4 separate regions of the Mus musculus genome follow, and all the other regions are linked to region 3. The links are chromatin loops, found by intact Hi-C in ENCODE. Cell type or tissue: heart. All regions are shown on one strand. Each heading gives the region's core, and the rest is flanking DNA. Links, peaks and the distances in the headings are about the cores only. Region 1 has its middle 98 kb from the start of Gm41044. Region 2 overlaps Gm41044 (a long non-coding RNA gene). Region 3 has its middle 31 kb from the start of Gm36703. Region 4 holds the start of Pik3r1 (phosphoinositide-3-kinase regulatory subunit 1).

Region 1 (8,032 bases), core at 1,412-6,411, 400 kb after region 3:
ACACACACACACACACACACACACACACACAAGAAACATATTTGATGGCATGCATAGCTCCTTGCTAAGCCCAGTCCTCCTTGCTTATACAGTCTGAACATGTGACGTCTATCTCAAGAAAACTTAGTAAGTGCCACCCTGAAGCTATTGCAGCCAAAACACCATTGTTAGCATGACTTTTCTTTTGACACAACGTAGTAATAACTTTTTTCTTCATCTAAATGTTCCTCATTGGAGAGGGGCAGAATAGTTTTCTTTCCTCCTCGGTATTTCTTTTTCCAGTGCCTTTGGTAGCCGATAGTTATTATTTACTGGTAAACTTGGAGATGAAGTTTGCCTGTGGCTCCACAATTTCATCTGCTTAGCATCATCCTCATGAGATGTCCTGGAAAGATCTTGTAGGCTAGAAAATATCTCGTGGGCATTTTCATTTACTTGAGAGTTTTTATTTGCTTTATAGCGTTTTCCCAAGGTTGGCACATGTGAGCAATGGAAGAGTCAACTCTTCCTCCAAATGACCGGAAGGAAGCCATCCTCCAGTAGAAGGAATGCATATTTGAATTTATGAGAGCTGAACTTGGCTGCCACAGCCACATTCTTGTTCTACTTTGAGCTTGGCAGACCGTGCTAGTACTTGTGCTGGGTCTGCAGATGAGAGAACTCTTCTATTTTTCTTTGTTAAAGTCTTATAAACCTCAAGAGTATATTTTCCATTCGAGACTTTGATAAACTGTACAAAGACTGTGTGAACAGCCAAGTTTTGTCCAGCCTGTCAAGCCAGCAAAGAGGATATATTTACAGAACGCTTGTGCTTCTGTGTCACAATATGGTAATGTCTGGACAGCCATTTTCTTCATACTGAGATAGCTTTATGGTCATACCCTGACAGCAAATGATTTTATCCTAAACTACCTATTTAGTCTGCTCAGCATGGAAGTCTGATTTTAACAGAAATACTATTTTTGAAAACATATAGCCTTACAATATAAATAGTTTAGTATAAAATCTAAAGATACCGCTTTTGCTGTGGTTGGCACAAACCCACATCCTGTGTCTGGAGCAGTACACTGGGGACTGGCACTAGTCTTTCCTTCCACCCATCCCCAAATTCTCAAACACAGTCCCAAGCTGGCATAGTGTAGCAGAAGCAAGGTTTAATGTCAGAAATGGACAAACCATAGGCATTTCATATCTCAAGGTAACTACTGGTTTTGTAACTTTACTTCATTGAAGGAATAACCACTGAATACCTGGTATCTGCCAGATGCAGGCCTATCTATGGCAATAAACCAAAAAACCAAAGTTTCTATGGTCATAGAGCATTGCAATGGAGGTGCAGTGGGGGAAGGAGGGAAGAGTTATCTTGGCATATACTGACGACGTAATGGCATAATGCATTAAGGGCTAAAGGAGAAATTTGTGCCTCTAGACATAAACAGACTTACGAAATACTCTCTAAAGCCTCCCATTGTAGCCAGAATAGGGTCTCCAGTACCATAGCCTGACTGTGGAGAAAGCAAATTCAGCCAGCAGCCAACTGCTTTTCACCAAAGCCTGCCCGCTGCATAGACATCCATGTCTGGTAGATGCCCTACTGCCAGAACAGCTTGCTTAGGCTCCAGCTGGGCAACAAAGGCCTCATACTGGCCATGTCTGAGTCTTCTCAGAAGGTTGAAAGAAGCAGAGGTTACTTTCGGAAGAAAGCAGAAGGATTACAGAGAAGCATTTATTATTATGGGAAATGGGGAAGTCAGCTAGAACCTCCTCCTAAGAATGTATAACATAGACATTTCCCACTCAAATGACAGGGTTTCTTCACAGGCTGAATAAATGACCCATTCCATTGTTTGAGCTCAAATGACATAGGGGCAGGAAAAAGGACAGAGCCTCTTTAAGGGGTTACCTCGTTTTCCCAAATGGCCTACTGAAAACAGAAAAAGGATCTGCTCATAGGAATACAAGCATTCATAATTTACGAATGAAGAAATGCAAATGGATATAGCTAATTTCATCAACAATTACTCCTGGAGGGATCCTTAACCCACATGCATCCAGTCTACAAGCACAGAAGCCAGGAACTGGAGAAGTGAATGGTGTCTCTGAGATCTCGTGGGCTAACAGGAGAAAAAAAAGGCACTTGAGCACGTGTGCTAAAGGCCAGTGTTGTCACATCCCTCATGCAGGCTTACCTGGTGCACTTTACTGTAAACACAAGCAATATCAGAAATTACTAAATTTTCATGTACCCTAGCAGTCTAAACTAAGACTGATTGAAATATTAGGGTTCTCCTGACCCAGGATAGAATCCTTATATGTCTTCTCTTGCCCACCTGGCCTTTGCTGAGACTTAGAGAAAAATGGGGGTGAGGATCCACTTTAGAATGTCTGACCCTGTGAAGTACAAGAAACTGTCCAAGAAAATCGTGAGGCAATGCACAGATCCCACTTAGACATCAGCTCAGTGGCTTTAGAAGAAGGAAAAAAGGAAGCAGCATCTTCTCTGAGGGGTCCAACGAATTCTGGTGCTTCTGGTGACACTCAGAAGTGCAGAGACTTCTTGGTAAGTCACCATGAGGGAAGAGGGTCTGAATGTGACGCAACTTTAAAAGGAAAGAAATGGCGCCGAGGCAGGGGCTAGGGGGATCCCCAGACATAAGACTCTGCCTCATAACAACCAAAAATTTTAAAAATAAATTTTAAGCAAAAGATTCTCAGCTGGGAAGATAAATAAACAAGGCCAGGCTGGTAGGCCGGCTCCCTTCATGAATGTTAAGCCGTGCCGGCCTGGTTTAATGAGTGAGCTATCAAGTGCCTAGCAAAAGTCCCAGAACACCAATAAATGTTAGTTCTTGTTTCCAACATCAATAAATGATAGCTGTTCCCCAAGTTGTTGGACATTTTCTTAGGAAAATCCTTAGACACCCTATTTAACACACCTGATTCATTCTCTCCTGGAAACGTGGGTGTACGCACAGTGCTTGTATATAATTTTATGGCATCTATGGGGAGGCCCGGAGCCTCCCCACAGGTGCATGAGCCTCCAACAACAGGAAGTGAGTGTGCAGGGCAGGACGCAGGTCTCCCAGGCCTCCGCTTCTTATGCTTTTAGAGCAGTGCCCTCTCTGTGAAAACCATGAGAAAGAAGAAGAAGAAGAAGAAGAAGAAGAAGAAGAAGAAGAAGAAGAAGAAGAAGAAGAAGAAGAAGAAGAAGAAGAAGAAGAAGAGGAAGAGGAGGAGGAGGAGGAGGAGGAAGAGGAGGAGGAGGAAGAGGAGGAGGAGGAGGAGGAGGAAGAGGAGGAAGAGGAGGAGGAGGAGGAACCTTCCAAATATTCTACACTGAAAGTTGGAATTGAGTTCTTGAAATTTGGAATAAATTCTCTGTATTAATGAAGGGCAAAATGAATTGTGCTTTCCTGTTCTTCAGAAGACTTGCAATTAGACTTACTCTTACTGCCCAACACTGAGTTATCAACTCCAAATGGGACTCCCAGTCTCCGAAGCACTGTGGCTGGTTTTCAGCTAGGACATTCAGGCCCCTAAGCCAAGACACACTAGCTGGGAGAGGAGCCTATTCCTGAACCAAAAGATCACCATGTCCCTGCTGGCAGCCAGATGTCATGGTGGCCTGTGGCAACTGGTCACATTAGGTCAATCTACAGCAAGTCAGTCTATGCCTGGACTAACTTGTGATGAATAAGCTGAAACATGCTCCACAAATTCAGTAAGAGCTCTAACAATCATTAACTCCCATTATGAAACAACGTTGTGAGTGTAAACACACCTTTAACAGACATTTCTCTAGCCAGAAGAGCTGATAAAAGGTTTGACTGGGAAGGTGGCCACAGACATGACCTATGTGCCTTTCTATTCGTTCATCTCTCTTCCTTCCTTTGGGGATCTTTTTTCTTTACCCCTTGCCTGTTTTCTATTTATAGGCATAACATATTTGAGCGCGATGACCAGATGACTAGAAATAGCCTAGGTCATTTGTTCTGTTAGCAAAGTTAGCTCCTCCCTTTCTTCAACTAATCTATGATTGTGTTTCTCGCACTTAATAATGGGTGTGAATTGAAAATGTGATACCAGATAAAGAAAAGAAAAACTAAAGTCTCCTTTTCCAGAGCCTATCACCACGAGAGCATGGGCTCTGACATTTCTGTTCTTTTCTTTTTGTTTCTCACACGCATGAGAGATTCCAGGAAAGCTTTCTTTTCTTTTCTTTCTTTTTTCAGCCTTTTTTTCTTCAAACTAAGTAGCGTTGGTACCCTGAGCCAGAGAGTGCAGTGGCTGGTGAGCGAGTGTTGACTTGTCTAAGCAAAGCACTGCTCAGAGCATTAGGAAAGGGAAATCCAGGGACTGGGAGCAGATTGTGGCAATTCCCACACACTTTGTCTCACTCTCTTCTAGCTGGGTATGCGTGGCTAAAGTCACGTTGCAGCCTCGCCTTGCAAGGAGGGAAACAATAAGCTAACAGGCTTCCAGCATAGACTTCTCACATTGGCCTCCAGAAGTTAAAATGAGTACAAGGCAGACTTCCAATCCCTAAAGAGGTTGTTGTGTATGTAAACACACACACATACTCCACACACACACTGTACATACCACACATATACATATATATGCACACACAGAGACATACAGACACACACTCCACATACCACACACAACACACTATACACACACCACACACACACACACACACACACACACACACACTACACCATACACACACATACACACATACCATACATACTTTATACATTACACACCACATACACACATGCACACATCACATACACACCACACACATACCAACCACATACACCAGCCCTAAAATAAAACATCTACTGAATACAACTTCCAACTGGGGCACAGATCTGAACAAAAAACACATTTCCTCACAACTTTGTTGCCTGGGAGTGTCTTTCTGGACCCCCTCTGTACACCACTTCTATACACACCTTCAAGATACCAAGCACTCCTGAACACTGCCTTTCTTGACCCTGGATACCAAAGAGACGTTCTGCCTTTGTAAAAGGCCACCCCTGAATAGTCTTGCTAATGTATACCTTATCTGTGGAGACAGAGATAAGAAGGCCCAATCAATAGCAGCCTGTGTATAGAACAAAGCTTTGGCTTAAATACTAAGGCTAAGAGCAACTTGGACGAAATAGGGAACTGGGCTTAGGCCAAAGTCTGGAGCTGCTGCTGGTGCAAAGAGGGCGGTTTTTTGTGTGGTAGATTTACAGCATGCAGCATAGACCATCAGCCCTCCTGACTGCCCTTAAGAGAGTTAGACATCCCGATTTGCATTCCCCACATGGCTCTTAGAAGCATCCTGAAGCTTGGCCACAAGCCAACAAGACTTGGAACGCCAAGATTCAAGATACCATTTTTTTTTTCTGGTTCACAGTATTTCTAAATATGAACTCTCCTTCTAAGCAAGGAGAATTTAATTTTTTTTCTAAGCAACAAAATTTTTATAGAGATCAAGGTAAGGAAAGCTACTGTTTTTGTCTGGTTCTCTTCAGCTGGGGTCTGGGTCCTCTTCCCATCACACTGGCCACGTAGGGCATAATAGGGCTTATATACTGGGTTTAGTATACAGATAGGTTCTCAGATCTGCATGGTTTATTGTCCTAATTTCTTTTTCTGTTGCTGTGTAAAATAAAGACAACTTAAGAGAGAATGGACTTGTTCTGGTCCAGAGTTCAGGTTAAGGTCCACTCTGGCAGAAAAGTCACAGTGGCAGGAACTGAAAGGAGCTGGTTACGTCATATTCGGAGACAGAATGAACGGGCAACAGACACCAGCATGTTGGTGCTCTCCTTCATTTCTCTGTTTTAAACATGTCAAGGCTTGGTCCTGCCCACCATCATGAATCAGGACAGTCCTTCACAGACATGCCTTAAGACCTATCTCCTGGGTGACTCTAGAGTCTGTCAAGGTGACAAATAACACTAATCGTCACATCTAGAGCAGTCGTTCTCACCATTCCTAACCCTGTGGCCCTTTCATGTTGTGGGACACCTCCCCCCCCCCTGCCCCCAGCCATAAAATTACTTTCATTGCTACTTCATAACTGTAATTTTGCTACTGATATGAGTCATAGTGTAAGTATCTGTGTTTTCTGATGGTCTTAGGCAACCCCCTGTAAAAGGGTTGTTCAACCTCCGCAAAGAAGGTCACAACTCACAGGTTGAGAATTGCTAGCCTGGAGGTACAACTGAGTCACAGAAGGTGCTCACTCTCTTTCCTGTTCATCTTGTGGGCCCTGGAATTTAGGGGGAGCTAGACTCACAGAAGGAGGTTTTTGCTTGCTGCTTTGCTTTGCTTTGCTTTGGAAAACAAGATTTTAGATTGTGGGGGTTATTTGTTTGTGGTTGTTTGTTTTTGCCAATTGGAAACAAACAAAAACTACCATGGGAGTGACACCAGTGAGCTCCCAGTCATCAGACTTTGTATTTTCAAAAGGGTGTTTGTCCTGTTGACCCAGTCTCTTCAATTGGTCATATGGTCGATACTGACAGCTTTCTTTTTAAATGTCCCCAAGGGTGGCACAAGGGTGTCTTGGATTTTGACCACAACTAAATCTGAAAGCTGCTTTTGATAGTCCCAATAATCGGTGCCTTTTCGTTTCCTGCTCTAGAAGTAGTTACTTACCTTGAGTGTGAGTTGGATTTATTTTTGAGGTGCTGAGATTTGAACCCAAGGCCTTATGCATGGCTAGGTCAGCTCCCTACAACCACTAAATCCTAGTCCCCAAGATTCCCATCTATAGAGTAGAATACAGCAAAAGTAATGCTATAAGTTTCTCAAGACTGGATAATGTGTGCCCATGGCCGTCTATTTTTCTAGCATTCTTATCCCCAGGAGTCTTAAGAAAAGGCTATGAACTTTGTGAGAGGCTGAGGTGTAGAGTTTCTGAACAGTAGCTGTCAACCATCCTGTGCAAACCCCACCCCTACCCCACCTTTGTTCTTCAAACAACACTGGGATGCAAGTATTTGCATGGCATTTTCATTGTATTCATTGTTATCAAGAGATAATTTAAAGTATACAGAAGGATGTAGATCAGTTCTGTGCAAAGAGTGCTTAGTTTTATATAAGGGTCTTGAGCATCCAGTCTCCCATGGATACCAAGGAACAGCTATATATCTCCACTTCTACTTTTGTCAACAAGTTTCTCTGTAACACAGTGTCCTACTTTTATGTGGCTGCTTTTCTCTGAGTGAGAAAAACAATTTTTTTTTAAAAAAATCTGAAATCATTGTTCTATTAGAAAAAAAAATGCCCACTGTTTTAAAAGCACAGATTTATAGATTATAGTTCCCATGGTAACCCCTTGACCTAGAGACCAATTCTAAATCATCTTAAATGTCAAAATTTTATATTGCTGATCTTTTAATGATAATCCAGATGGCTCTGGACTTAAAACATTTATGGGAAGTGAGCTTCATTTTATATCCTTTTGTGGTAATAGAGTAACTATAGAAAAATGCATAGAAGTCTTTTTATATAACTTTATTTACCTTAAGACTATTTCTTCTTTTTCTTCTCTTCATCCTCCTCCTCCTCCTTCTTCTTGCTTCCAGTGCTCACCTGCTTTTGATAGCACCAGTAGACATCTTATCAGACCCTTCCTTCTCTATTCTGCCATCAAGAGACTGATAAGCCTTTGTTTAACCTTCGTGACAACTGGAAAACCTAACAGGCTGTTCTTCCTGGACCAGGACCATGAGACTTAGTCCTTTATAACCTGAGACATCTAAATGCAAACCCTATGCAAGGGGATTTTCTTTACCTGTTCCCGGGGTCCAGAGCTACATAACCCTCTCCAGGGGACTAGGAATATTCCCTGTGAGTTCTATTTTCCCCTACAGTGATGATAAAATTCGAGACACAGAGAGGGATCTCCTGCTATTACCTTGCTTTTCTCTGCCACTTCTCAGAATTGGCAATCCTGCATCAAGAAGCACATTAGTTTAGGGTTTGTGAGTTTGTAAGAAGGGGTAGATGGAAACCAGGATAC
Region 2 (8,032 bases), core at 1,748-6,747, 320 kb after region 3:
CATCTCACAGCAGTCTTCAAGGACCTTTGACCCTGCCAGACACTACTTTCTGGCACTATAGAGCAAATCTCCGTGACTCCTCTAAATCATATGTCTCTCATCATGCTTATGAAACCAGTAGCAATGTGGACAGTCATACCAAGTTCTGTGGCCAACTTCGAATAGTATAAAACCTTGTACCTTAGACCATATCACCAGTGATCTCTGTATGCTCTGTGGACTGAATCTACAAGATCAATTTTTTAGGAAGTTATTTTTCATCAGGGAATCCTTTCAGCTACATTCTTGGTTTAGACTTTTTCCTTTCAAATAAATTTGCATTTTCATTAGTTGGAGCCTTGAGTGGGCATGCTCTGGTCCAAAAAGCACCTTCACTATTGCTCCATGCACAACAGGACGCATCCAAATTGGGTTGGTTTCTTTACACTTCAGTTTTTAATCACTTGTCCTGCAAATTTAAACTTGCTTGTGCTCTTCTACTTGACAAATTGCACTTGTTTTATAAATGACAACCTCAGTTTCTTTTTTACTATGGATGGGAGTAAAACCAGAAAGCTATAACATGCCTGACTACTGGCCTGCCTTGTAATTAGTCCATTACTTTAAGTTAAACCTCACTAAAGTTCTCAGGAGAGAGACAGAATGAAGATAGACTTGGCCAGAGAGGAACACAAATGATTTCTAGTGAAGCTCCTAATAGAGTCCTGGATCCCCTCTTAAACCTTAGGAACTGGGAATCCATTGTCAACATTTCTCTTAAACCTTATAAATTCCCCACCAGAACCATCCCCTGAGCTCTGCTTACAGCATTGCATGGCTTTTCCATCCCAGAGTTCCAAACTCTTCCATTGCCACCCTGAATATCAGTCCCAAGAGACTAAGAACTACATGGTAGCATCATGATCCCACTCTCTGCTACAGATATTTTTTTATTAATTATCTTTCTCCATGCTGTGAGAGAATTTCTGGGAAAAAAAAAGACCAACAACTTCTAGAGAGGTAGGCTTTATTCTGGCTTGTAGCATGAAGGGATACATAATCCATTGCAGTAGAGAGGTGTGGACACAGGAGTATGAGGCAGCCACTAGGTGAGTTAGCTTGAGATGTAATACCCCAGGACCTGCCCTCCACCACCCACTTCCTCCGGGAAGGTTCCACCTCCTAAAGATTCCACAGCCTTCCCAAAGAGTGCCACCAAGTGTTAAACACATAAGATTCTGGAGGCCTTTTCTCAGTCAATCATAAAGTTGGTCAGCTGACTACTTAGTTTGCATGTAGATAACCAGTTTCTCCAACAACATCTGTTAAATAATCTCTCTTTCCAAGTGTGTTGCCTTTGCTCATTTGCCAAAGATCAGTTGATTGTATTTATAGATCTATTTCTGTGTTCTTTGCTCCAATCCATTGGTCTGTTTGGTCTTTTGCCAACACTGCACTGTTTCGATTACTACAACCTTCTACACGGTCTTAAAGTTGAGTAGAGTGATTCTTCTTAACTTGGCTCAACACTGAGTTGGCATCCTGATGTCTTGTTTGGATTTTTTTCCTCATATAAATTTCATAATTAGTTTGCTGCTATCCACAAGATAACATGCTGTAACTCTGACTGAGACTCCATATTGCTGAATCTTGTTATCCATGGACTTGGGATACCTCTCCATTTACACAGCTCTTTATTTCATGCATCAGAATTTTGTACATATTTTTTTAAAAACTGGTAACTAAGTATTTATCTTGAAGAGATGAGTGTGAATGGTATTATGTACCTTTAAAAATTTATAACTCTTTTCATCCATTGCTATTATATAGAGGAGTGATTGACTTTTTCCATTTATTATATATCATAGAACTCTGCCATGCTCACCTTCTAGATCTAACAGTGTTTTGTTGATTATCTCAGACTCTCTACACATATAATCATATGATATGTGAATAAAATAGTATTTCTTCATTCTCAATCACAATACCATTTATTTCACCCCTATTTTTGGTCTTTCTCCCCCCCCCCCACAAAGAGTTCAAGTGGTAATTACTATCGTTCATCTATTAAGCAACATCATACAATTATAATTTCTACTGGTTCTATTGAGGTCTGATATTCATTTCTGTTGCTTTATTAGGAAACTTTATTGTCTGACTTTAAGAATTTCCACTTTACTTTCCTCTCATAATTATGTTCTTGAGCTTACATTGAGCATCAGCATTTATTCCAGCTTTTTGGCCATCCTGAAGTATAAATCCTAATCTCTGGCCTAAGTTTCTGGTCATGATTTTCCAGTTCTCACCTTCTTTCCTACCTTGTACCTTCCGAGCTGTGCCGTGGGTCAAGCTGAAACATCACTCTGGTGTGAATGGCCAGTGTAATCAACATACTTCACGAGTTACTAGATTTTTTGGCCTCTCCCTGCCCTGAGAAACTGTTAAGGAAGAGATGAGCTTCCTCCTTGAATGCTGGCTTCAGCAGTTGTGCCTCCCTCACGGTAGGAATGCGTCCTCATTAAAGGCTGTCTGCACTTGGGGTGGGTGAGAAGCTTTGCTCTTTCTTGCGCTGTGTAGGTGGTAATGAGAAGAGTTACCAAATGACACATTTGTTGGCAGCCCAGCTTGTCTTCACCCTGTCACACCCTGGACCACAAAGCTTTCGAAGCGATTGCACCTGTTGACAGAGGGGCCATGAACACAGCCTGCAATGGCTCAGCTTCTCTCCAGCAGAATAGCCTGTTCATCTTTAGGTTCCCACTCAGCAGCCTTAACCCCATGGGTGGGACAGGAGGTACAATGGCTTTCAAAAAAAAAACCATGTGCTGCTATGAGTGGTTAACAGGCCTTTGAGGCTTTCCAGAGGAAAACAAAGGATAGCGCCTTCCTTCCTCTCAGAATGTTCAGCACACTGCCCTGAAATGTGTCTAGCCAGCTGGTCAGGGAAACAGGTGTCAGACTTATAGCAAAATATTGAAGCCATGCTATGTTTTTTTTTCTTTCATATCTATTAGATAGCTTCATTCCAAGCTTTTATCCTTAAAAGAAAAAGAAAAAAGAAATTGGGCAGCTGTTACTCCGAATCTACACATAATATCATCTATGGTACACCCTCTACAATTCCATATAATCTAACAGTATGATTCCTATAACTTCAAACTTCAAATGTCAGTTCACAATGATTTTAGCTTTCAGAAACTTTCTACTCAGCACTATCCATTACAGTACCCACTGTTGGTAATTCCTTCATCCAGCCAGTGGATTTCACAAGAAATTGCCACATCCACTTACCATATTCTATTGAGTACACCCTATCACCTGTCAGTCAGGGGACTGGGTGTGAGGCGTATAAGGATATAAGTCCTGTGCAAGAGCCTTTCCTGAGGGCAGCTGTGATTTGCATGGTAGAAACAGAGCAGAGTTAGCTACACAAATAAAAGAAGTTCAACCTGCGATAGTTACTTTGAGGGAAGTATATGTAGCTGAGCCTAGCCTGCAAGGTTGTGACTATGACCCTTTTATCTTGCTGTCCCTAGCACTTAGGAGACAGCCTGACCTATGACAGGTGTAGAGAGGGGAGGTGGTAAGGAATGTTCACATGGATCAATCCCTCAGTGGAAGAGATAAACTTCTTTGAGAAACAGTTACATTTTACAGAAAATACAGAAAGTACCACATTCTTGGGGACGCTTTGCATTTAATATCCAGTTCTGTGCTTTTATCTTACACTGAGCCAACCTAGAAGCAAGAGTAAGTGTTATGGAAGAACAAAAATCCTGCTTTTCCTCGTTTTCTTCTGGTGAGACACAGTGGAGCGGGGCTGCAAGCGTAAAGCTGTAGAATCAGTGCTAAGAACATCCTATGTGTCCCAGGAAGCTTTGCTGATAATTAAGTTCCCTGTTCTCAAGTTACTTGTCACCTTCCTTTTAGCTGCTGGAACAGGAACAGCATGTTTCAGTCTTTACTGCCCAAGGACTAAATGAGCAGCTGTGTTTTGTCCCTGTCCCGTCCTCCTGGACCCTTGCCTGGTTCTCAATTGCTTCCTTAAATGTCCTGTCAATTTGGAACCTCCCCCAAAAAAACACTGGCTGGAACAGTGCTCGTATCTCTAGGCAGGTCTCATGACCTCCTCAGGTGACGCACAGTCTTCATGGTGGTGGAACTTCTGGTGGCTAAGTGGCAGGTACCCTGGGAGAGATGTGGGCAAGCAAAGCTTTGAAAACCTGGGAAATCGTACTGTTTGAGGGGAGCTGAAATGGAATAATTATCACCTCCAAATGACTGCTGCACAAGGCAGACGCTGAGACCCCAGAGTTGACATCAATAAGCTAGTGGTGTGGGAAATAGCTGACCCAAGGCTAGGCAGGCGGGGTACACAGGGAGACAGCCTCTACTCAAATGCTCAATGGCACCACTCTTCCCGGCAACTCTGCAGCACTGACTATAAAAGTCCTTGCTAGAAACTGAGAACCACAAGAGCATGTTACATGATAATGAAGCACTTTTATGGGTCATGGGTCAAATACATGGATATTATTATAAAAGGAAGGTATGACCTCTACTCTGGGGAAAGGAGAAAAACAAACATATACCACAGCCTTGTAAATGAGAAGAAAATGTAGAAAGTTTAAGCTACAGCCCTAGTATTTAATGAAAGAAGAAAATCCTGATGAAAGAGACATGATTGGTTGAGTGAAATAGTTCGCTTACAGAAGGACTGGTATTAAACGGCTGAGTCTCCTGACTCCCAGACTACCGTGCATTCCACTGTGTCACACAGGCTCTGCTTAGCTACGAGAACAACCAGGGAGCAAGTGCAGGAAACCCTGAGCTTGGGCTTTGTGCTGTTGCACACGAAGGATGCTGAGAAGGAGAGGGTAAGGATGGAAGCAGTGCACTTCATGGGAAGAGGAAGCTCTCAAAGAGTCATAGAAGAGTTGCAGTGTGTGTGTGTGTGTGTGTGTGTGTGTGTGTGTGTGTGTGTGTGTGTGTGTTTGTGTCTGATTGTATGTATGTATGTATGTATGTATGTATGTATGTATGTATATGTGCATTGTGTGTATAGAAAGAGTAGAAAAAAGGAGGGAAGGAAGGGAATCTGGGGCAAGCAGATGAAATAAGCCAGGTCTAGCTTTAGAATCCAATAAGAAGACCTAAAACACAAACTGAATGTGAGTGCTTCATGAGAACAGAGGAGAAATCACACAGAACATGTCGTGATATTCACCACACACAACTGAGCACCTCGTATATACCGCACTGGAGACAGACTAGGCAGATGAACAAGAACAATGCCCTATGATCATGGCTTCCCACTCTGTCACTCAATTCTTGATTCTAAAAACCAGGTATAGCAATAGAAAACAAAACCATGAGGAATGTTATCTGATCTTTATGGGAGATGATTGGACGACATGATGAGCACATGAGTAATTTCAAATAAAAAGATAGTTCTTGATCTATACTAAGGGATGCTCGTGTGACATCTGAATGACATTCACTGATACCAAGGATGGGTAATGGCTCCACCACACCTAAATAGGCTACCATCCTCAGCTCATGAAATTCATAGAGTAATTGCTGAAATTAATATTTCCTTCTCACTTTTTTCTATCTTTTCTTCCATTAAATATGCACAAAAGTAATGATCTAGAAGATAAAGTTCACTGTAGTGGTTTGAATATGAGTGGTCCCCCATAAGCTCATATATTGAAATCTTTGGTTCCCAGTTGGTGGAACTGCTTAGGAAGGATTAGGAAGTATGGTCTTGCTTGAAGAGGTTTCAAAAGCCTATGCCAGGCCAGTCTTCCACTCTCTACCTGCTGTTTGTGGATGAGGATGCGAGCTCTTAGCTACTGCTCCAGCACCATGCCTGCCTAGCAGCCTTGTTGCCAAGCTCTCTGCCATTGACGGTCAAGGATCTGCCCCTAGTTCTGTAAGCAAGCCCCCAGTTAAATGTTTTCTATGAATTGCCTCAGTTATTGTGTCTCTTCACACCAATAGGAAAGTATCTAAGACACCCATGTGCTCATATATTCCATTTTTATGTCAGCCTATTTCCTAATTCATTTATTTTTGACATGCACATTACAGAGTAGTCCACTATAAAATGTTCATGCATGAGTTTTTTTTTTTTGAAAAGGGATGCCCAAAATATTTTACAAATAAGGGCGTTACCTCAGAGTATTTGGATACACTCTTACTATGTAGTCAATAAGCATTCTTAGGGACAGCACCAAGGACTATGAAATTGATACTTCTTTCTTCCACATATAGTACACATGACTTTACTGTGGGAGTGACAATAGGCCAAGATAGTTCCCTTTTCTTGATGTCTCATCAGATGTGTAGAAGACCTGAGCCAGTGGACCACAAATCAGATATTTGCTCCCATTTCCAAAAGAAAGATCTTTCTAAAAACAAGCACTACCCTTGCCAATATATATAATGTTTTAAATCTAAGCATTCTTACTGAACAAATATATATGTGTGTGTGTGTGTGTGTGTGTGTGTGTGTGTATGTATATATATATATATATACACATATGTGTATATATATGTATATACACATATGTGTGTGGGAGAGAGAGAGAGAGAGATCTTTGGGGAAGTCCCTATATCATTTAGAATCTATTTTATTAGCATAAAAATGAGGGAGCTGAAAATCTCTGTGCCTCTGATCTTCTTCCTAGCCCTAATATTTTACAAGCTATGAAACTGTAAATTTCTCACACCAAACACTATATCCAATATATTATTTATATTATGTCTCTCATTATTACAGGAACATTTTATATGGCATGTCATTATGTAAGCCTTTATCACATTCATCAACATTTATTGAAGACCTCTGCTTGGTCAGATGTCACCACATGCTACCAGGAAGGAACGTGAAGAAGTCCACATTGTGCAGATTCCATTTGTGACTATGTGGCAATCTCAGATCACACACAGATTTTCAGTGTCTAACCATGCCTTGTCCTTCTGCCAGCCTGTCCACAGGAGTTGTCTTGCTCTCTGGTGGCTAGAAGCCTACTCAGTTGGCTGGAGGGAGATTTGTAGCACTCAAAGGCATGGGCATGAGGGAAGATTCCTTTTAGGAAAGTGATAGCACTGTGCACCATGGTGTTCAGGCTCTGACATGCCACAGATTAGCAGGCATGCCTCTGGAACAAGGCATGTGATGAGCCTTTGAGTCCATGTCCTAAATGGAGTCATATAGATGCACCTTTAGTTCCCTCCTCCATCTTTCATTGACCATTTGGCCCATGACATGAGAGTTAACTAAATTAACACACGTCAATTACTCAAAGAACATTTAGTACCTATGAGCATGACGTGTCTAAAATCTGTTGTTATCACTGGTGATATTTTTAGAGTTGTAAAGCCAAAGAGGTTCCCCCCTCCACAAATCTTCCAGTGGCAAATGCAACATTCAAAAATTGTTGACAAAAATTGAGCTACAAAGCAAACACTTGATTGCCCGATGCCTATGGCTTGTCCTGTTCACTTCTGAAAAGCCATATTACTTACTGCCAAGTATGCCACTGAGGTGATAAACTTAAGGTACAGGTGTCACATGGTATGACACAATTGGCACCACACATCGCAGCATGCCTCCTTCCTGCCAAAGGCCTCACGTAGATTTCCCATAGAATTGTAGAATGTTCTGGACTCAAAGTTCAATTACATGTGCAGACTTGAAAAAATTATCACGGAAACTTTTTCAGAATGTGCCTATATTATCTGTGACCTAGATACTCTCAGGAGTCAATAACTCATGTCGAAAACATTTTTCCTTTTTGCCTCTGTTTAGATTGAATCAAGTTTTAATTAAAGAAGTTAAGAATAGGGAGCTTGGGGCATGGCACATGCCTTTAATTTCGGCACTCAGGAGGCAGAGGCAGGTGGATCTCTGAGGCCAGCCTGATCTCCATAGTGAATTCCAAGATAACCAAGGCAATGTAGAGAGATCCTGTCTCCAATAAGAGGAAAAGAAAAGGAGAAGGAAGGAAGGAAGGAAGGAAGGGAGGGAGGGAGGGAGGGAGGGAGG
Region 3 (8,032 bases), core at 1,374-6,373:
GAGTTTTTCAACCTCTTCTAGGGAAAAGAAAATAACAGCTTTGAAGATTCTTACTAGAATTCCTGGCCTTCTTTAGTGAAATAAAGAGTGCAAGAGCATGTTCTGCACCATAGAGGCTCCTTACACTTAATGTACAAGCACTGTCCGAATTGATGAATAGACAAGTAAGGAAATATAACACACTTAGTTGCTATTTATTTATTTTCATGGAAGTTTTCAAAAGGGTAAGGGAAGCTTGCAGGTTCAGAGTGGACTTGAACTACATTTTGGTTAATAATAGACCAGTATGACTATGAGTAAATATGTAGACACAGGCAGAAATATTCATCTATATAGTACAGAGATAGAAACCAGAAAAGAATGTCTTTCTGGAGAAATCCATTATATAGTGACAGTTGTCCCTAAAAGGAAGAGGAAGTCTAGTGTTCACCATCAGCATTTCTGAGGCAGAGATAATTTCCTGTCCTTGGCAGTTCAGAGTCTACCTTCACACCTAAGGCTTCTGTATCACTGTTTGCTAAAGAATCCCTCTATGTACTTTACGTTAAGCAAAATAAATATGAAGAAACCAAACCACTACTATTAATTTCTAATTAGGCTGATAGCCTAACTGTCTAACTTCAGTGCTGTTCTCTGTTAAAAGAGGTTGATAAATTGAGACTTTTTCCTGGACAGATTGAGAAAGGAGCTATATGGCAGCAGCACTCGTATTTTGAGTTGAATTCCTTTCTCTCTCACCAAGCACTTACACAGCACCAAGATGGCCTGTATCAGCTGGAGAAAAGGTATTCACACTGTGGGAAACCTGGTGGAGAATAGAGGGGTACCATCAGTGGGATGTCGGGTGACACTGAACTGAGGTATGCTGAAGAAAAGCAGATAATGTGGACACAGTGACCTACCCTACAGCTGTCACTAAGGCCACCTCAAGGTGCATGACCAACAAAGCCAATGAATGGCTCTGAAGCAGGGCTAAGTCTGAGACCTGAGGAAGTGATAATAAGCAGGTGACAAAGGAAGACAGACATCTTTGTCTTAAACCAAAGCTCAAACCTAACCCCAAGTCTTCTGCTCCCAATATTTAGGGAGTCATATTTAGAATAAACTGCTCTTAAGATCTTCTAATAGTTTTACAAAGAAGAAAATGATCCTTTCTCCAGTTACGTTGTTTAAAATTACACAAGCATCTTGATTCCTATCATACTTGTGTGCCTTTTAGAATGCCATAGTCTTTACCATCACCTAGAATTATCTAAGTTTACTATTTATGTGCATAAGATGATCTTAGGTTTACATTGCTTTATCTGCAATGTTGGTTGATTGAGTCATTGTCTCCCCTACTAGGATGTAAGGCTATAGGTTAGTTATTTGCTCTTTTCACAGCCACATGTAGTTTTCAGGATAGCATCTAATAAACAAAATGCGCTAAATAAATATCATTTAATGAATATGAATAAATAAAAGAACTGCCTTTAGAAAGAAATTACTCAATGGACATTCAAGTCATTTATAAATATTGGTAGCTATAAGGATTAATGGAACTGAACTTGATGTAACATAATTTGACTTAAAAGCCCAGTAGAATATTGGCATAAAGCTCTAGGCAATTTCCTTTTTAAAGGGCATAATGGAGATATGCTGTCATTTGGTCATAGCTTTCTGGCATAAACTTAGTGGCAAATATTCTGTTAAGGGTCTATTAGATGTTTAAGTATCATGGACTTGCCATGGTAACCAGTCAGTGTTATTTCCAGTCATCTACACTGAGTGAAAAAAAAAATGGATTCATTTCCTGCTGCTGCTCGTGTGGCACACCTAAGCAGGGCATCGGCTTTTATAGAAAACTGATCAAGTTAACCATGTGCAGAAGAAATTCTGCTGTGACGCACTTCTGAGGCCTGTCCCGTGTCATAGAGCTCTGAAGGATGGTGTACAAAAGGAGAAACACACACAGAAAACTGGTCAAATAAGTCCCAGATACTCTGGGCCAAAGAAAGTTAGGCAGCCCATTTAAGACCACAGAGAGGCAAAATCACTAGCTCTCCCATGTGTTTTTCTTCTTCTTTTTTCTTTTGAACATTCTGCTCTATCCATTTCTTTCAGACAGTCTTTCCCACTGAACTTTGAGCTAGGCTGGTGGCCACCAAGTCCCAGTGATCCTCCTGTCCCTCTTTCCCACAGTGCTAGGGTTACAGGCACTTGGCCACACCTGGCTTATTTTAAGCAGGGGTACTGGGATTTGAACTTGAGTCTTCATATTTGCACAGCAAGGCCTCCTACCCATTGAGCTACCTCTCCAGCCCCTTTCCCATGTATGTGATAACAAATCTGCCTCCTTTGTCTCACTTTCCTCCTTAACCCAGGATCTCATGGGACCAAGGATATAGCTGCCTCCCTTTGGGAGCTTTTGTAATCTCTGGGGACTCTGGTTGATGAAAAAGAGTCCTGGATGAAACACTGTTTACTGCCCTTTTCTTAGCAAAAGCACCCAGGCAAAGGCAAAGGCTGAGGCTACACACGTTGGTGGATGCAGGAACATTTTCAGACAGACACCATCTCCATGCGAGGTTAGATACTTTGTGTATGAACCACTAGTTAATAAAAGCACTGCTATAATACTGCTAAAGAATAATGAACTGTGTGTCAACTCTCTTCATCTGTGACCTTTAACAAATGATTTTATGGGTCTCTGTTTCCTTATTTGTAAGCAAAGAGTTAGGTTAAGCAGTCTTTGAAATCCTGTCCCACTTGACCTCTTAGTAATTCAATGGCCTTTGGCTGTGGATCCTTCTCTGTTTCCATAGTTGGTACATTCCAAATGCCAAACAGATAAGACACAGAGGAGGAAAGAATAGCTAATCACTTAAAGCTTGGAAGTCACTGGCTGAGTAATGATGTTGGCGCCTGGGATACAGTGCCTTTAAGGAGACACCTTCCTCCATCAGGCTACAAATATAATAGCCGCCCCCCCAACCCCCAACCCTGCAGAAGGCACTCAACCTGGGTGTTATATGTTCATTGCACTGAGGCTCTTGTTTAAGGTGCTTTAATTTTTGTAACAATCTCTGGATTCTTAGAGAAGACAAAAGCTAGGCTCTGTTTGTTTGTTTCAAATTTTAGAGTTCCTTGAAACAGTACCCTTGATCTGGAGCCAACAAGATTCCTGAATTTTAAATTGAGCTTCCAGTGACTCAGACTTTAATTGGACACATCTCTTGGCTCAGACCATTGATAATTAGTCCATTAAACATTAAGAAACTATATGCCCCCAAGCCTTCAAAATAAATACCACAACATCGAGAAAGAAGATGTAATATGTTATAATAACCCTCACAGGGTTGCACAAATGCTTGGATCACAATTACAGAGCTTTTCTCCCTAGCAGCTCCTTGCAGACTCTCTGTGTTGCAAGCTGCAACATTTCAAGGGAGTGTTGATGGCATCGAGGGACAGCTGATTCCTGAAATATCGGATGGAGACAACTAGAGAATAAAGATGGTGACTTCCGATTCACACTAGGATGGGAAGTGGGATTCAGGGATGACAAAGCTTTACAATACCATTCAACCTGGCCTTATGGCAACTTTTCTGGTGTAAAAGAAAGATGTTTTTGTAGAAAACATGGAGTACCATTTCCGGATTTAAAAAACATACAGCATCTTTTTAATGTTTAGAGAAGGCTGTCATTGTGTAAAGAAAAGTTTAATTTCTACAGGGAGAAAGGATGTAGAGAGAGTTTGGGTTTCAGAATTACTGGAGTCTGACTTGGCCTTGGTCTCAGTTCCATCCATGTGTGCACTGGAAGGTAGGCAATCTTTAAATTATAGTAACAAAAAGGCGAGTAGGAACATTTGCTGTCAAGACTGATGACCTAATCCAAGGGACCCATGTTGCAGAAGGAAAGAATATATTCCTAAGAATGGTCCCCTGACCTTCCTGTGTGTACCTTAGAAAATACTTCTCCACATATACACATGTATACAAAGTGATTAAATAAAAATGTGATTATATTTTAAGAAAAAGGGGAATATAACTGAACATTTTGGCCCACACTGATAATTCCAACATTGGGAGGCTTAGGGTGGGAAAATCGAAGATCAAGGCTAGCTTCCGTTACATAGGAAGTTTGAGGCCAGCCTGGGCTATGTGAGAACTTATTTCAAAGAAATAAAAGTAAAAATAAATACTGAGAAAATGTGAAACATTATGGTATGCAAATTATATAAAAAGAGATGGTCCAGTAGTTAAGAACACTGCATGTTCTTCCAAATAAAGCCAGGGGATAGGCCCAGGAGGGGCATTGCATAGAATGGCAACATTTCTCAGGCTAAGTAAGTAGGGGCTAATTTCTACTGTGATGATCTTTGCTTTGTCCCTATTTTACATATTCATATTTATATTTTGTGGTACATCTTAAGACCACATTAAAGAAAAGTGATTGTGAATAATAACTAAAACACACTCTATAACATTAAAGTGTACTTTGTATTTACAGTCAAAGTGGATATGTTTATTTGTCCACAGCCCTTTCAACCACTATCACATGTTCTTCATTCACGTGTTCTTCATGGCTTCTCATGGCCTTTGCTTGTCAAGCTACCTTAACCCGCCATTCCTGTCATCTCTCCTTCTCAGCGTTCCCAGAATTTCTTGACATGTTATGCTTTAGAGCATCTCCCCCAGTGTTGCCTGAAATGCCCTCGCTCATCCTGACACAGTTCCAAGAGTTCCATGATGTTTTATCTGCCTTCTCCTCCCAGCAGCCTTCGTGCTTGAGTAAGAATTGAGAATCTTTACTTAGAGCATTGTATAACAATTGCTAAATATTTGCATATTTAGTTTCTAATGCTCTATGAACCGATTAAGAATAGACATTGAATCCTTGTGTGTTCAAGATCCATGTAGCCATGTAGCCAGGTAGATTAATTTGTCTGCATTTTGTTTCATTCTTACTCAGCCTCTCTCTCTCTCTCTCTCTCTCTCTCTCTCTCTCTCTCTCTCTCTCTCTCTCTCCCTCTCTTTCTCCCTCCTTCCTACCCCCCTCTGTGTATGTGTGTCTCCTCTTCACTATATCCTTTCCTTTACTCTCTTCTGTTCTCCTCTGCACACCTCACTTGGCCTCAAAATATGAATCATAACTGAAATATTTTAGTAAATTCATATAAAATGAACATCAGTAGGCTGAATATTCCTGCATGCAAAGGACAGGGATGGCATGGGAACACAGTATGGCATAGAAGGATGCTTGCTAAGCAGGTATGAAAGAAGTATGGTTGTCAGGGCCTGGGTTGATAACCGAGATGCCAGCGCTGGAGAAGCTTGGGAATGGCCATCTTGGTAATGCGATTGTTTGAGTATGGGTAAGGACAGATCAGAAAGCATTAGACATTAACTTTAACCACTCCTGACTGTTCTTTTAGACAAACTGAGTCAAAAACACACAGCAGCACAACCCAATCTGTAACATATTGTAGACTTGTTAGTCAACTCAGGATTCTTTGATGACCAAAGTAGGATTAGTAAATACGGAGTAAAGCCACACTGTAATAATTAATTTCGACCTACTGGCTGTCACTTAGACAGAACAATAAGGACTAATCACATGTATAAACACAGTAATATGGATCCTTTCCTCACTAAATATACATCAAGACCTTTATTGCTAATATGTGTTCCCACCTCATGAAAGGCCCAGTCTGGTATGTCTAAAATCATTAATAGACTCCGTTATATTTCCAAGCTGAATGCCCCCTGCTCTGCATAGTCCAAGATCTTCTTGTTCTATTTGAACACCCCCGTTTTCTTCCTTGCGGTCCCCAAGGCTATGGAAAAACCTTCCTGCCCACACTGACTTAAAATTCACTTCAAACAAGCTTGGACACCATCCACTTCATTGCTATGGACATTTTACTGGTTTCAGTGAACTATGTAAGAAGCTCTTCTCAAGCTGTGTACAACTGGGGAAGGACTTCTTGTCTTAGCTGTGTGACCCTACACTGTCCTGGCTTTTAATATGAGAACACTGTGTTCCTTGCATGGCTTCTGGATCTGACCTCATCTGTTCTCAGAGTCTAGTGGAAAAGACAGGAGTTCAATTCTGTTCTATTTAATCAAGACCATAACTTTCCAGTGGGATTGTAAATGAAACAGGGCTTCTCCATTAAGTGTAAACTTGGATGTCGAATGTAAACTTGAACACCATGACCTTCTCTCTTCCCTGAGCTCTGGCTGAACCCTGGAAATCTGTATTAATTATCACTTCTGTGTCTGCCTCTCCCTCACAGGACAGTGTGCAAAGGGTTGTGTTTTCTTCACTTTGTACCCCCAAGGCTTTGCTGAATAGGCACAAAGTTTCTGTTAACTCATTTCTTGTTAAGCTGTCATCATAAGGCTGAAATATCCAATTAGCCATTCCGGCTCAGTTAGCATTTTGTTGTTTACAAGCTTCATCTCCCTCTTGTGGACCACAATTATCCATAACGCATCAAGGATTGTCTCAATGCCAGCAGTGAATTTAGATAGGCTTCTACCCTATCCTGTAGAAAATATCAAGGATCTATCTACATGCAGAAATGTGATTTCAGTTCTCTAATTTGGGAACATGGTGTGACCATAAACTAATTTTTCTATTAGTAGATTTATGTAAATGGATTTATTAAGCTATAAATGCTAATTTAAATCTTCTTTTTTAACTTGGCAAATTATACTTAAATACATATGCTCTGTACATTCCGCAAGAGAATGGTCTGTGATAGCGGTACCTTCAGTTTCAAAAGTATGAACTTTAGCATGGAGCAAGGAAACATACAAGAGCAAATAGCTAGTAGCAGACAGATGAAGCAGCAGGTAGCAAAAATCATCAAATTGCTGCTTGTAATATTCAGCAGTGATGGCTGGAACAATCTGACTGAGAGCAAACAAACTGAGGCAACAACATCATCAAATCAGGATGTCTTAAGACATCCAGGGAAAACTAACTGGGGGAGAAGCAATCCTGCGAAGGTCATTGATGGAGAGACCATTGGTTAGGAATTTACACCTTTCTACAAATGGTGTTAAGAGCTTTTGCTCTGTTCGTTTTGGTTGCTGAAAGAAATCTAGTATTTATTGAACAACGGCAATCTGGTTTCACTCCTCACAGATATTCCTTGATTTGTACTTTATAAGGATTTTTTTTACAAGAAATGGAGCAAGGTTTACCTCATCAGCTGAAGTATAAAGTGTTTGCTGGTAGATGGCTTTTCATTCTGTTCATCATTATATCTAAGCACACAACAATGGGTCTAGCCCAGCATATATGCTCAATACATAATTTGGAATAAATAAGTGAATAAAAAAATCACTGAAAGTTCTTTTACCTATAAATTAGTTCCAGACCTCAGTTCTATATCCAACATCTTTATATTTTATTCAATTTATTTATTTTTAAGTTGAACTATTATTTTCTTATTGGATTGTTTGAGTTCCTTATATATTTTTTATATTAATCCTTAATAGTTTGTTGCAATTGAGACTTGCAAGTAATATATCTTCTGTAGGTCTTTTTACTTTGTTTTCTGTACTATTTTTTTTTTGTACAGAATCTGTTTAATTTGGTGAAAAGCTGTTGGTCTGATTTTGTTTTTGTTGCTTGTTCTCTTAATGTTATATTTGAATATTGGTCCCCCAAACCAGGGATCCACAGCTGTCTGCAGTGTTTTCTTCCAGGAATGTGCAGGCTCTGGTTTTATATTTTAATTTTCAATTCATCTGAGCCCATGTCTTTAGTGTGAGGAAAGACTATTTTCATTCTTCTGCAGCATGTAGATTTCTAGACGTCTCATCAACATTCAGCAGAGACAAGCAGAAAAAACTTTCTGAAAGATATTTTTGCTGTCGATCAAGCATGACAAAGCTTTTGCCCATTGCCACCTCAAAACTACTATTCCTTCCCTTTGTATCTCCCATTGTTTATGCTAAAGTGTCATCTGTAATTCTTATGTGTCCATGACGATAGCTTATGTTCAGGAATCCAATGGAGGTAGAAACATGA
Region 4 (8,032 bases), core at 1,130-6,129, 550 kb after region 3:
GTTCTTAATTCTGCCGGTGCAGCTGATCTGTGGGTCTGGTGTTGACGAAGACTCCAGGACACTGGTACTCATTTGGTTTGTGTTTGAAAACCTAAAATACACACTAAGATTTCAAGGCCAGTGGAAGCACATTCTAACATCACGGTTAGTACAGATGGCCAATGGATGCATCCTACTTGTTTTCACTGTTGAGGCTATTGTCTCAATTATGGTTACTCAAACTCTTTCTCTGTAGTTCGGGTCCTTGATTGACTCTGATTTCCATGCCATCTTTGCCAGCGATGATACTCTTGTATCTCTGTTGGGAATTTCCCATCTTCTGACATATTTATCAAATAACCAAAGCCAACAGTTTGATAAGTACTGGTTGAATTGTGTGTGCTGTGTGTTTGTCTGTTTGTCAATTTGACACAAGGTAGAGTCAAGGTAGAGTCTTCTGGGAAGAGGGCTTCATAATTGACAAAAACTTTTTATTATATTGGCCAGTAGATAAAAATGTGGGACATTTATTTATTTATTCCTGATTAATGTGGAAGGGTGCAGCCCACTGTGGGTGATGTCACCCCTGCGGAGGTGCTCCTGGATTGTACAAAAGAGAAAGGTGAGGGATTTATGCAGACTAAGACAGGCAATTCCTCTATGACCCCTGCTTCAGTTCCTGCCTCGACTTTCCCTCATGATGGACTGCAGGCTGGAAAAGGAAGAAAGCCCTTCCCTTTCCTCCTAAAGCTGCTTTTGGTGATGGTCTTTCTCCCAGCAATAGAAAGCAAACCAGAACGCTGTGTCTACGTGACATACGAGCATTTTATTGGGGTGGGTTCCAGTATGTCCCAGAAGGCCCAGGATAATCATTCTCAACTCCCAGCATGCAACAAATGGTTTGGAGAGTTTCCTAAAACAGCTTTTTTTTTTCTTTCCACTCCAATCTGACATTTTTGGTTTAGAGAAGACAGATAATTTGCATTTCCAGGAAACTCCAAGGAGATGTTCACAGTCCTGCCCATCTGGGGTTTTTGTAGAAATGAAGAGAAAGCTTGTGGCACAGGGGCCCCTTTGCCTTATCATATCAGCTTCTTGCTTTATTACAGTTACAGTTTGTGTTCCCAGATAAGGTTTTACTCAAGAGGTTACTAGAAAACACAAGTATAAGGCTAAGAACTTGTCATGCAAGGGTAAGTACCTGACTTCAGAGCCCTAGTGCTCAAGTAAATGTGGGTGGGCATAGGGGCTTGACTGTAAATCCCAATGTACAATGTGCAGAGGCAGAAAATCTTTGGTGCAAATTGGCTAGCTGTAGTATCTGATGGGTGCTTCAGGTTCAAGTGGGAGACCCTGCCTCAATCCATAAGGTGGAGAATGAGGAAGACTCCACTGTTAAGTATACACAGGCACACACATGCATACACATGTGAATATGTATACATATGCACACAGGCTCATACTCCAAGTATGAATAGTCATATTGTTTTGTTATTGCTTTTAATTCATAAAATCTATGGGAAATGGAAATAAAATGTGTGGGAAGGTATCAATTTAATATCAATGAAATAGATTATTTGGTGCCCGGGTATGGAAAAATTATTTTTCTTTCATGTGACCCTCTTTGGACATAAGCTGTGTGTTGTGTTCAGTTATAATGAAAATAAGTCAAAGAACGTGTAAGTGCATAATCAATTGCTGAAGACTTTTCTATTAAGAGGAAGTGCAGTTGGGAATTAGATGCTTTTTTACGGCTGAATAGAATCCTATGCTGGAGCCTCTTTCCAAGACTCTAGTGAGCCCAAAGGGAGGAGAGAGCTAGCAAAGTTTGTATTTTCTTCGAGGAGAGGAAAACTAAAGAAAACATCTGTGAATGTTTTATTACTTGAGTTGTCTTAGTTTGGATTAGATTTAAGGGCTTCTACCGCAGGAAACACACCACGGCCATCCACCAGGAGGCTCTTCCTTTCACAGACTACGGAAGAATGTACCCCTGTACCTTGGTTTCTAATTGCCACTATTAAATACTCCGACTGAAGCAACTTACAGGAGAAAGCATTTAACTCACAGTTCAGAGTAGTCTATCATGGTGGGTAAGTTAAGGCCATAGGAACTTGAATAGCTGGCCACCTTATGCCCTCAATCAGATAAGAGCAACCAGTAATGCATGCATGCATAGCCCTCATTTTTTGTCTCCATTCGTACAGTACAGAATTTCCTGCCCTAGGTGTGATTCTACTCATAATTAAGATGGATCTCCCTACACAAATTAACATAATCTATATTCAGAGAGATTCTATAAAGACTAGGCTGGTTTGAACTCGAGACTATGGCTTCAGCTTCAAAGTGCTGGGATTACAGACTTGTCACCACATCCTGAATGGTAGGCAAATTCTTTATTTTATTTTTTATTAGATATTTTCTTTATATAAATTTCAAATGCTATCCTGAAAGTTCCCTATATCCTCCCCCCGCCCTGCTCCCCTACCCACCCACTCTGCTTCTTGGCCCTGGCATTCCCCTGTACTGGGGCATATAAAGTTTGCAATACCAAAGGGCCTCTCTTCCCAGTGATGGCCAACTAGGCCATCTTCTGTGTAGGCAAATTCTTTTTTTTTCTTTTCTTTTCCATTTTTTTATTAGGTATTTAGCTCATTTACATTTCCAATGCTATACCAAAAGTCCCCCGTAGCCACCCACCCCCACTCCCCTACCCACCCACTCCCCCTTTTTGGCCCTGGCGTTCCCCTGTACTGGGGCATATAAAGTTTGCGTGTCCAATGGGTAGGCAAATTCTTAAATGTGATGTGGGTAGCAGCCTGCTTTTGTCTTTATTAGATACCAAGAGTACCAGAAACATTAGTACCTGAATTGTGTACTGAGATCTCTTCTTTTAGAATGGGCGTCACCTTTAAACGTGACTGCATTTGTTTAACATAAACTGTGAATTTCATTTTTTCCCTCTGCTTCCAAAACTCACAGTAATACACTACCAAATTTAGAATTTGACAACAGACTAAGTTCTTGGTTAAGAAAAAGCATTTTGTTGCCAGAATAGCTGCAAAAGGGATCTTTAGGGCAAGAAGGGTGGGTGGCTACAGGTTCCTGAACTACAAAATAAGACATATTTTGGGAGCAAAATTTAAAAAGTCCATGAGTTCTTGAACGTTTTTATGAAGACAAAACACGGGGCTATCATCCTTTCTTATCTGGGAAGGCTGAGCCATTATCACTTTTTTCTTGAGCAGCTTCCATAGTGGTTTCTACTCCAAGGATCTACATTTTTACATCTAACAAACCATAGACTTCATTTGAGTTTCTCCAGCCTATCAGAAGCGTTAGAAGGCGGTGGACTGGCTGAATGACCTACATAGGCTCTGCCTTGCAAGGACTGCCAGAGATCACCCGGTATGCGCCCTCCTCACAGAACACTCCTTTTCCTCTAGATCCCGCCTTGGTTCCTGGAGGCAGCCGTGCCAGGCTTTTGCAGGCGGCGGGCACTCGTTGCTCCAGCTCACCCTTTCACCCCTCCTTCACCCCGGGAGTGCCACGCCGGGTGGCGCGGTTTTTCTGACCACTAGGGAAGCTGGGCAGGCAAGGCCAGGAATTACAGGGCCTCCCCGCTTTGGCGAGCCCTCGCATCTGCATCTTCCTGAACCCAGCCACTGTCCTGAAGCTCTAGTGGATTCGAAAGAGGCAGGGTCTCGCAGGCAGCCGGCTGGGCTCCAGAGAGGCCTGAACTTATTTCCCACCCCCCACCCCCATCCCCATTTGAACTCCCTGCTTCGGGCCTGGGCGACGCCCCGCAGGCGAGCCAGCCCCAAGCACGCAGAGTTAGAGCGCTCCGTAGCGGAGGGCGCGCGCCGTCCAGTCGCCCGGGGCATCCCCGAGCCGGGGGCGGGGGCGAGGGCAGCGAGGGGTGCGGGGTAGGGTCGGCAGCACAGAGCGTAGCTCCTAGACCTTGGTAGCCCTCCCGGAGACTGGCAGAGGCGGAGGGCGCGGCTCGGGCGCTGGGGGGCGGGGTCTCGGGCGTTGATTGGTGTGTATCTGGGGGCGGGGCGCAGGGGCGGGCCCGGGGTGGGGCTGGCGCCTGGCGCTGGAGCTGCGCCGCTCAGGGAGAGGAGTAGCTAGCAGCTGGAGCCGAGTTGGAGGAAGCAGCGGCAGCGGCAGCGGCAGCGGTAGCGGTGAGGACGGCTGTGCAGCCAAGGAACCGGGACAGCGAAGCGACGGCAGGTCGCAGCTGGATCGCAGGAGCCTGGGAGCTGGGAGCTTCAGAGGCCGCTGAAGCCCAGGCTGGGCAGAGGAAGGAAGCGAGCCGACCCGGAGGTAGGCGGCGGCGGGTCCCGGTGTGCCCGGGAGGGGGAAGCGGTGCGAACGCGCACGGCCGCTGCTCTTCCTGTCACCGGCAGCCACTTCTGCTGCCGAGCCACTCAAGGGGAAGCGAGCAGGCTGCCAGCTCCCAGTCGCCAGCATCTCTCGGCCACTTGGAAGCCTTCTCCGGCCAGTGACCAGCTTGCTTGGTCGCAGCCACCTCCTGCTCTCATTTCCTTCGTGCCACCCCGGGCGGGCTGTGCTCGTTACCCGGAGCGTTCGGTCCTGGAGTTGCCAGCGGTCACCGGCTCCCCTCCTCCTCCGTCACCTCACGCTTCCGAGGGTCCCCGATCGCCCTGCAGCTTTCCGAAGCCGGGAGCGCGCGAGGAGAGTGCCTGGATCGCTGCCTTTGCGTTAGCGCGGCGTACCCTCCAGGCCCGGAGCCCCAGCCGGGGTCTCCGGCCAGGCTGGGCCATGGTGGTCCCCGGAGCTCGCCCCCAGCCCCCGCCCTCCGAAGTTTGCCTCCCTCCTCTTCCGGGGTGGGGGAAGTGCTCCTCGGGGCGGTCGGTGGCTGGGGCTCTAGCTCGGCGTCTGGCGCCCGCCGGGCTTGGGCAGGTTGCTGGAGGCATAATGAGTGGGATCCTGGCACCGCCCGGAAATCCAGCTTTTCCTAACGCGGGGCGACCCTGGAAGGACCTGCCCAGCACTAAGCTGCCGGCCAGGGAGAACCGGCCCGCGTGCAAGCCAGAGCTAAAATATCTGGGGGAATTGTCTGCAAGCTACTTCCTTCCCAAAGGCAGAAACTGCCCGGCAGATCACGAGACAAAGAGAATAGAAACGCTCTGACCAGGCACGCATGTACAGAAATGCATTTTAGTAACCAGCTTTCGCGCACAATAACGCAAGGGTGTGAGCGGAGTGGCTGTGACATGTTGAATGCTGTGTGCCGGCACTGTATTCAGGGGAATTCTGCTCCTGGCGCTAGTAATACCGGAAAGGTCTCACTTCCACCGTTAATTCTTGAAGAAGCTGCAGGCTCTATTGCTGTACTGGTGTGAATTTATGCTTTATTTAGGGGTTTCATGATTTTAGGACTTAATTTTCCCCCTTTTCTTTTCCTGTCTTTTTCCTCTTTGTCAGACAGTGTGAAATAGGAAAGGATGAAGCAGTTCCGGGTTTTAAGTGTAGCATGAGATTGTCATTTCAGTGAGATCGAGTTTCAAGTTTTAGGTGGTAGGGTTACTCACAAAGCTGGTTGACCTAGGCTCCTTGTGCAAGCCTCTCTTAATATTTCATTAGCTTGTGTTCCATGTTGGGCATTTGAAAGATAGTAAATTATGAGCTAAGAAAGCTTGTAGTAGGCAGATGGGTTTATTTCTGCCTCAGAGCAGATTGATTGCTAAAGTAGATATCATTAGGACTTCAGGGCCTTCTGCACAGGTGAGCCGCCCATGCATCGTTTGTCACTGAGCAGGGAACCAGCACCCCAAGAGCCCCCCCCTTTTTTTTCATTTTTTTTTTGACAGTTGCACTCAAGCAGACCATTTTCTGAAGCACACAAGTTGCTTAAACTTTGGAAAACATGTGCTTTTTGCTTATTACAAAGAAAATGATCCTGGTTTTTCTTGTGCCTCTTGTGGTTCAAAGGCAGGTTTAAATGGGGGAAGCTCCTTGCCTGGCAGGAGTTCTGTGCCACGCCACTGCTGGCTGCCTTCCTCTAAGTGCCTGTTGCAGGCCACGCCACTTTTCCATAGCAGTCTGTCAGCTTTTACGATTTGAAGAAAGTTGGATGCAGCTGATAACTGGCTCTCAGACTGTTGTGGGAGTTTGCTTTTAACTTTCATCTTGCACCAAGACCTGTTCCTAGTTGCATAACAGAACTCTGCCATGTGCACATTGTTATCTGTCATTTTATTTGCATTTTTATGATAGCATTCTGCTTTTTCACATCTGGGATGCACTGCAGTCATGTAAAAAGAAGGATTTCACTGCCCACTGACTCCATTTATTGTTTTCTTTAGCTGTGTGTGTGTGTTTGGTACATTTCTAATGTATGAAGTTAGTTTGGGAAAACTGAGCAATTGAACACATAGAAATATGCATTTTTGGCTGCTGATGGTGGGTGGTGTGCATGCATCTTTTGGAACTGTTAATTACACCTAACCTGATCAGTGCACCCCCTGCCCTTTTGTTCTTTTATTAAGTATATATTAATTGTATACAACAGTGAGGTTTTTGGGGGGACATTTTTCTACATGCATGTACCATAGTTTGTTCATATTCATTAGCCTTTTCTTGTCTCTTTCCCTCTCAGGCTAATCTCTCAAAAGGCTTTGAATCTTAAGTTCAAGTTTACTCAACCTCCACAGACCTAGTACCCTTAAAAACAGTGGCTTTTCCTTTCAACTGTTTCTGAGCCCACCATGGAACTTGAAGTTTGTTGTGTTGATGGACATTTCTTCTCTGCCACTCTGTCTCCTAAGTAGTGCAGCGAAATGTTGTAAAAGGCATTTACTTTGAGAAAATTATCCACATACTTGTTACAGTAGGAGGAATTCTGGTCCAGCTTTTATTGTGTTTACATTTTTTTTGACTTGCAAAATGTGTTTTATTGGATAAAGAGATAGCGAATGAGTCACCTGGGGAAATAGTCCCATGGGCAAGTCGTCTGTACAAGCCAAGCTAAGGTTTGCATGTGCGCTTTTGACTTTGAATCTCTCATGAATAAGGTGTACACACGCAGATGGATTGAGCTCCTATCAGTCTATTAGGCTCATTACACAGGGCAAGCAAAGCACAAAGCCCTTTCCATGACGTAGGGCTTTGCTAGCTAAGGCAGGAGATGAAGCGTCCTGGGGAAGCTAGGAAAACCAGAAAGTCACCTGTCAGTCCAAGGGGCTATTAGTTGTATGTGTGAGAATGTATCAGTTTGGAGGCAGTTTCTCATGCAGTCCACCCTGGCCTTGAACTCTTAATGTAGCAGAACTTGACTTTGTACTCTGGAGTGGTTCACCTCTATCTCCCAAGCCCTGGGATTACAAACTTGTGCCACCAAACTCAACTGTCAGGTTTTTGGGTTTTTTTTTTTGTTTTTTTTTTTTTTTAAGACAGTGTAAATTGCATCTTTATTTATTTATTTATTTATTTATTTAAAAAAGCATCGGTTGTGATTAACTTTTAAGCACTCATATTTTATTGCAATTTTTAAAGTCTCCTTTGACTCCTCTCTAATGAAATTTTTTTTGTGTGGGGGGGTCATGGTTTTGCCAATACTCTTATTGAAATCACTTGCCTAAAGTACTGGCAATTAAGGCCGTTTCTTGTACACTAAGCCAAATGAACTGAAAGATAGAGGGTGTAAAAACTTATAGCTTGTCTGTCTGGCTCATGCTATCCTCCCCCCCCCCCCACTCCCCAACCTCCCATTTTCTGGAGAAACGTGCACCGAGTACAAGCTTACTAAAGAAAAAAAAATCGTAAAAACAGCACTTTGTTCTGCCACTATTGTATACCTTAAAGTAAATCAAATATATACCCATAAGCACCTGTAGTCAAAACAGTTCTCAGGTTAATGATCACCTGGGGGAGAATTGAAATCATAGGCGCCTGGCCAAAGGGTCAGGAGGCTCTGCCAGTGGGTGTTGTGAGGAGTTACAGGCGGGGTGTCTGGCCAGCAGTTCAGCCTTTGCCCCTTTCCTTCTTCCTGGAATGCCTCTGTAGTCCTGACAAACTGGGCTTATCC

The links. A loop is a pair of places that touch in the nucleus more often than their neighbours do. Peaks named below come from ENCODE experiments on the same cell type or tissue, not always from the same donor. Only the 100,000 strongest peaks of a DNase experiment are listed, where the experiment ranks them.
Region 1: it touches region 3 in a loop (4-fold over the local background); 4 of 42 quality-filtered maps call a loop at or near these places.
Region 2: it touches region 3 in a loop (2.6-fold over the local background); 6 of 42 quality-filtered maps call a loop at or near these places.
Region 4: a loop joins it to region 3, with 4 times the contacts of the local background. A loop is called at or near these places in 6 of 42 quality-filtered maps.

Annotation. Positions count from the first base shown.
Region 1 is chr13:101,912,066-101,920,097 of GRCm38, reverse strand. No RefSeq gene overlaps it. Among named protein-coding and RNA genes, the nearest start is that of Gm41044, 98 kb to the left of the region's middle. In heart, for the core only: a CTCF peak has its summit at 3,586; a DNase peak (open chromatin) is centred at 3,587; H3K27ac peaks cover 1,115 bases.
Region 2 is chr13:101,990,958-101,998,989 of GRCm38, reverse strand. It overlaps Gm41044 (a long non-coding RNA gene), which reads left to right. Exons shown (of 2, transcript XR_873880.1): 2 at 1-329. Among named protein-coding and RNA genes, the nearest start is that of Gm41044, 19 kb to the left of the region's middle. In heart, for the core only: no CTCF peak of the experiment used is centred there; a DNase peak (open chromatin) is centred at 4,029.
Region 3 is chr13:102,314,483-102,322,514 of GRCm38, reverse strand. No RefSeq gene overlaps it. Among named protein-coding and RNA genes, the nearest start is that of Gm36703, 31 kb to the left of the region's middle. In heart, for the core only: no CTCF peak of the experiment used is centred there; a DNase peak (open chromatin) is centred at 3,424; H3K27ac peaks cover 926 bases.
Region 4 is chr13:101,764,250-101,772,281 of GRCm38, reverse strand. It overlaps Pik3r1 (phosphoinositide-3-kinase regulatory subunit 1), which reads left to right and starts at 4,065. Exons shown (of 16, transcript NM_001077495.2): 1 at 4,065-4,305. In heart, for the core only: a CTCF peak has its summit at 3,584; DNase peaks (open chromatin) are centred at 3,421, 3,981, 4,871 and 5,991; H3K4me3 peaks cover 3,088 bases; H3K27ac peaks cover 2,908 bases.